2 separate regions of the Homo sapiens genome follow, and region 1 is linked to region 2. A link is a contact called in ENCODE Hi-C data. All regions are on one chromosome and are shown on one strand. The core of a region is the stretch at or near the end of the contact, and the rest is flanking DNA. Distances in the headings are between cores, read along the strand shown.

Region 1 (3,054 bases), core at 46-2,545, 3.2 Mb after region 2:
GGAGTGCAGTGGCATGATCTTGGCTTACTGCAACCTCCGCCTCTTGGGTTCAAGTGATTCTCCTGCCTCAGTCTCCCGAGTACCTGGGATTACAGGCGCCCACAACCATGCCCGGCTAATTTCTGTATTTTTAGTAGAGGCGGGGTTTCACCGGTGGCCAGGCTAGTCTCGAACTCCTGACCTCAAGTGATCCGCCGGCCTCAGCCTCCCAAAGTGCTGGGATTGCAGGTGTGAGCCACCACGCCTGGCCTGTCAATACCATTGTGTTTCTGAGCCTATCCATCCATTCAAGGAGCGCTCACATACAGGTCACTGTGGGTTACCGCTAGGCTGAGATTGTTTTGCTTTTTTAATAGCTTGCCCTGTGGAGCGTGATGATGACTTCCTCTTCTGTCCCCTAAAAGAACCTGAAACTGTAAGTGTGAAAGTGTGGCGCAGGGGAGAACTGCCTAGGCAAGGGCAGCTGGCACGACCCTTCTCACCTCTTCCCTAACATTCCTAGCATTCATGTTACAAGCAAGGGCCACCGCGCCCCCTGCTTGAGCATGTTAGCCGGGCGGTAGGGACGGAGACAGTTCTCTCATGACGTTCGAGTAACCAGGAAACTTCATCACAGGGACAACACCACAGCACCCGAGGACTCAATGTCTAGGGGGAAAAGCTCTGGAGAAAGCGGAGGGTCGGATCATAAAATAATCATAAACTCAGCGTCCCAGACGGCATCTGGGATGGGAAGTACAATGATCATTTAAAAAAAAAAAAGTCTTTGACACTCTTCCTACACCTTTCTGAAATGGCACAATCTGTCAGACCACATCTGATGCAAGGAAAAGCAAGACAGGAGCGCTTTTCCCGGATAACAAAGCCAAGACTCCCATTCCTAAACCCTAGCTCAGGTCTCCATCTCTTAAATCCGAGTGACCTCTACAAACTCTCCCTGAGAAGGTGTCCAGAACCCTTTTGGAAGCGAGGGACAGTGTCACTGTCTTTGGGGTTGACACCTGCTCTGAGTAACTCACGGAAAACAAGTTCCAGCTGGGAAGCCCTTGGACGCGCCACACCTCCCTACCCGCAGCCCGTCCTGTGGCGCCCGGGACTCCAGAGTGCGTTTAGATGAAAGGGGACCGACACGTCAGGGCCACCGCGGGAAGCGCTGAGGGCCACTCACCGGCCAGGGACGCGAAGAGCGCGGCCGCCGCGCTGAGCTGCCGGGGCATGGTGGGCGCTGGGCGAGGTTCTGCAGCGTGCGGCGAAGTCCGGGCAGGCCCCGAATCGGTGCCAGAGAAACCTACCTGTGCCGGAGAAACGAAACCACCTGCTTATGAGAAGCAGCCGAAAAGCCCGCCCAGGGCCGCTGGGCGGGGAGGGAAACTCCGCCGGCCCCCTCCTACCCCTACGGAGCAGGGAGGGGCGGGGACTCGGCGCAGCCGCCGGGGCCCGGGCCTCTGGGACCGTTTACCGCACGCGCGTGGTCCCGGCAGCGCCGGCCTCCTCCGCTCATACCCTGGGTCTCCTCCTTTCTTTTTCTTTTCTTTTTGAGACGAAGTCTCGCTCTGTCGCCCAGGGTGGAGTGCAGTGGCGCGATCTCGGCTCACTACAACCTCTGCCTCCCGGGTTCAAGCGATTCTTCTGCCTCAGCCTCCCGAGTAGCTGGGATTACAGGCATGCACCACCACACCCGGCTAATTTTTGTATTTTTAGTAGAGACGGGGTGTCACCATATTGGCCAGGCTGGTCTCGAGCTCCTGACCTCGTGATTCGCCCGCCTCGACCTCCCAAAGTGCTGGGATTATAGACGTGAGCCACCGAGCCCGGCCAGGGTCTCCTCTTTTATTTCTTTTCTTTTTATTTCTTTTGTTTTGTTTTGTTTTGTTTTGTTTTTTGAGACAAAGTCTCGCTCTGTCGCCAGGCTGGAGTGCAGTGGCGGGATCTCGGCTCACTGCCCTGGTTCAAGCGATTCTCCTGCCGCAGCCTCCCGAGTAGCTGGGGTTACAGGCGCCCGCCACCACGCCCAGCTAATTTTTGTATTTTAGTAGAGACGGGGTTTCACCCTGTTGGCCAGGCTGGTCTCGATCTCCTGACCTTGTGATCCGCCCGCCTCGGCCTCCCAAAGTGTTGGGATTACAGGCGTGAGCCACTGCGCCCGGCCCAGGGTCTCCTCTTTTCTAACAGCTCGGGTACCTTTCTGGGAACCCAGAGACGCTTCTCAGCCGGGAGAAAGCCAGCCACTAGGCGAGCAGGAGCCTAAAAACCCCTAAGCACCCTGACTCCATGTCTTCCCAGGGAGTCTGCGGCAGCCGCGCTCCACGCCCAGGCCTCGCCAGGACCGCGGTTTGCGGGAAGCAACAGGAGCACAGCCCAGAGGCGCTAGGTCTGGCTGGGAGCTCGCGCTGCCGACTCCCCGGCGTGCGGCGTCGGGGAACCTCTAGGAGCCTTGGATTCTTCAGCTGTAAAACGGACATAATAATGCCCACTCCCAGTGTGTTTTTTTATTTTCTTTTTTCTTTTTCTTTCTTTGTTTTTGTTTGTTTGTTTTTGTTTTTGTTTTTGAGACAGGGTCTCACTCTGTCGCCCAGGCTGGAGGGCAATGGCGTGATCTCGGCTCACTGCAAACTTGGGTTCAGGCGATTCTCCTGCCTCAGCCTCCACAGTAGCTGGGATTACAGATGTGCGCCACCACGTCCGGCTAATTTTTTGTATTTTTAGTAGAGACCAGGTTTCACCGTGTTGGCCAAGCTGGTCTCAAACTCCTGACCCCAGGTGATCCGCCCGCCTCGGCCTTCCAAAGATCTGGGATTACAAGCGTGAGCCACTGTGCCTGGCCCCAGGTGGTTTTACAGACCAGAAAATCCTGGAACAAAAAACACACAATATCGTTTTTTTTTTTTTTTTGGAGTCAGGGTCTCGCTCTATCACCCAGGCTGGAGTGCAGTGGCGTGATCTCGGCTCACTGCAACTTCGACCTCCTGGCCTCAAGTGAGTCTCCCACCTTAGCCTCCTGAGTAGCTGGGACCAAAGGCGCGTGCCACCACGCCCAGCTATTTTATTTTATTT
Region 2 (2,868 bases), core at 246-2,745:
ACAGAACCTAGGGGGACTTGCTCTTTCCCTCTTTGTTCTCTTACCATTTGGATTCTCCAAGGGGCCAGCCTTGGTCAGAACTATGAGGAGGTCTCCTTCCTTGCAATCTATATCCTCTACTTCTAGCAGATATGCCAAAATATTTGTGATATATGTTATATTCTTACACATAGGCAGAAGGAAGAGCAAGAGCAAAGTGTGAAGGGAGGAAGAACATCAAACACTCGATGCTTCAAGGTGTTCAGTATGAATGGGGCATGAAGTTGAGGGGGCATTAGATAAGCACAATGAGGTAGTTAGGGGCTGGATGACAATGGACAGCCTGCAAGCCCAGTGGAGGAGTTTGCATTTTATTTGGGAGACAGTGGGAAACATTAGTTCTCACTATGTATTGGGTGCTCACCAGTAAGCTAAGCAGTGTTGGGGTCCATGGGGTATTGCTACTGTTGTTCATAAAAGTCCTGATCCAAGGGTATGATTTTAACTCAAGTTCCTTGGAGTCTGGATGCAAAATTAAAATGGCTCATTCATCTAGACAAAAACAAGTTGCTTCCTTTTTTAAAAAATGCAAAGTTTACAAGGTTTTACATTTTTAGCTTAAAAATTTAACAATATCTAACCTGTTTATGAGCTCAATATGTTTTATCTTGTAGTAAATGATTTGATTAATGAAATCCATCAACTTATGCAACATAGCTCATTTTTTTCAGGGACTACTCCAATAGTTCATAAAATTTCATGTGTCAATTTTGGGGACACATTTAAAGTTTAAAGAGAGAAGCTGAGAATGCAGGGAAGTGATAACTGAACAACCCTTGACTGGAAGAAAACAACTTCTATGCTTAGTGTTTTTCTACAACAAAATTAGTTAATTATTCACAAATTATACAAATGAGATAATTTTGTTAGAAAACAAAGTGATGAATGAATGTTTTTTCTATTCAGAACATCCAGCACAAAGCCTGGATGGTACATTCTCTCACCATTTCCATTTCTTTAATAAGTTACTTATTCATATATTTCAAGAATGAGATCATTTGGCCAAAAAATACGATGAGGAATAAATAACAATTGTATTGAATGATCACTTGTGTATGTGTATGTGTGTGTGTGTGTGTGTGTGTGTGTGTTTCCTAGATCACAAGACAGGAAGGAAGTGGTACCCATTTCAACTGGGGGTAAACCATGTGAAAAATTAAACCAAAAATGGAAATGACAGAATTCTAGAGTTGTTTTGGAGAAAAGGAAGAAAGCAATGGAGCATAAAAAAAAAAACAGGTTTGCAAGAACTGCATTTCTGTCAAACCTTATATATGCAGTGTCAGAATAAGAGACACGTTCCAGAGGCAGGGATCAGAGAGTGGTGCTGAGCAGAGAAGAAAAGACATGCACTGTAAAGTCTGGATGGAGAGAAGTAAAAGCGCAACCACAGAATGACAAGGTCGGGGCAATGGCAGAGCGTGGGCATCTCAGTCCAAAGTCGAAGAGAAAAAGGGAACTTTACTCTGTAAACTCTCCCTGTTGTTTAAATATGAAAATAAGAAAAATATTTTGTATGGTCTTCCTGATCCTTTGTCATTTTTATTATAAGTGATAAAATTGAATTTATAACATAAATCATTGAGGGACAAATATTTCCACTCACAACTGGTTTTCAAAGCCCTTCTGACAATAGACGCTGATTCAATCAGTAATCACCGAGTTCACCTGCATGGTTCATTAGACAAAAGCACTGGCAGCTGACTTCAAAACGGATGGGCCTGAAAGCTGAACTGTCGATACGGTTCACAATCACCATGGCCAGTTGAGGGGGAGATGATAAACTGAACCAGGTGGAGAGGCCCTGAGAGATGAGCTGTAGAAAAACCATCTGTGTCAACAGGGAGGAAACACTTTGTTAATCCCAGAGTAGTTTAGGAGATTTCAAAGTTTACTTTAAAAATCTTTAATATCTATACCCTGATGGATACTGGGAAGATGTCACAAAGTTTGTGAGAACCATTTTATGAAGAGTTAGGAGGTATCTAATATAAACATCTTTTTATAAAAATCTATCAGACAAATAGACTTTTAGCTGTGCACTTGAAATACACACTTTTCTCAAATGACTATTCTGGTTTGATTACTATGCTTATCTTACCAACATGGGACATTTGGAAGAAAGGAGAGGAAGTATCATAATTTAGAAAGGCAGTTACAGGAGTGGCTGAATGAACTCAAGACTAGAGGCTGCAGATCCCAAGTTCAAATATTGCCTGTGATGTGAAGTAACCTGGTGAACCCAGTCAAGTTACCTTTTTACTCCAAGACTTGCTTAACTTATTTTGATTATAACAAGTAATATGATTAAGCTTCTTAGAACAATATCTTTTCATCAAAGTTTATCTATACACCTAAGTTGTTCCTTAAGTGCTATCACCATAATCATACACACTCCTTCCCCTATTAAGGTGACTAGAAATGGGTTCCATGGGATGGAATTTTTAATTTTTTAATCCACTGGATTAGATTATCTTCTGAAATTCCTTCCAGATCTAATATTTACAGTTCTTATTTTGATCAGATGAACCTACTTAAAAATCAACAGCAAAAATAAATAAGTACGGCAACACTCCTTCCACAATAAAAGGCTGAATAGGTTTCTTTTCAATTTCTCTACCAAATGGCTGAGTCTAATTTTAAGTACTACTGTCTCTGACTGTTACTTTCATATATAACATCATTTTTACACTCAACCTGTCAGCTCATGTCATTTCAATTATGCATTTGTTTTCTCACTGACTAAACATTGTGCCAGCACTTCTCCCTATTAGATTAAAAAGAAAGAAAACATGGGCTATTTGAAAATGACTTAACAGCAATACATTT

The links. Hi-C counts contacts between places; a loop is a spot of excess contacts on that map. Pooled maps may share reads with other maps.
Region 1: a loop to region 2 is called in a map with no recorded cell type, with 14 times the contacts of the local background. The contact joins the promoter of LAMP3 here to the enhancer-like site in region 2. A Hi-C loop is called at or near these places in 2 of 37 single-sample maps with no recorded cell type and 4 of 50 pooled maps.

The regions. Positions count from the first base shown.
Region 1 is chr3:183,161,439-183,164,492 of GRCh38, forward strand. LAMP3 (lysosomal associated membrane protein 3) reads right to left here and starts at 1,296. Exons shown (of 6, transcript NM_014398.4): 1 at 1,169-1,296. The coding sequence starts at 1,217. RefSeq lists an enhancer at 475-684 and a silencer at 1,297-1,506.
Region 2 is chr3:179,960,101-179,962,968 of GRCh38, forward strand. All of the region lies in intron 2 of PEX5L (peroxisomal biogenesis factor 5 like), which reads right to left. The region is part of intron 1 of LOC124909463 (a long non-coding RNA gene); the gene reads left to right. Among named protein-coding and RNA genes, the nearest start is that of PEX5L-AS2, 63 kb to the left of the region's middle. RefSeq lists a silencer at 1,814-1,863. Within about 2 kb of position 1,496, at least 2 of the 41 ENCODE cell types and tissues checked have a DNase peak (open chromatin) inside an H3K27ac peak, as active enhancers do.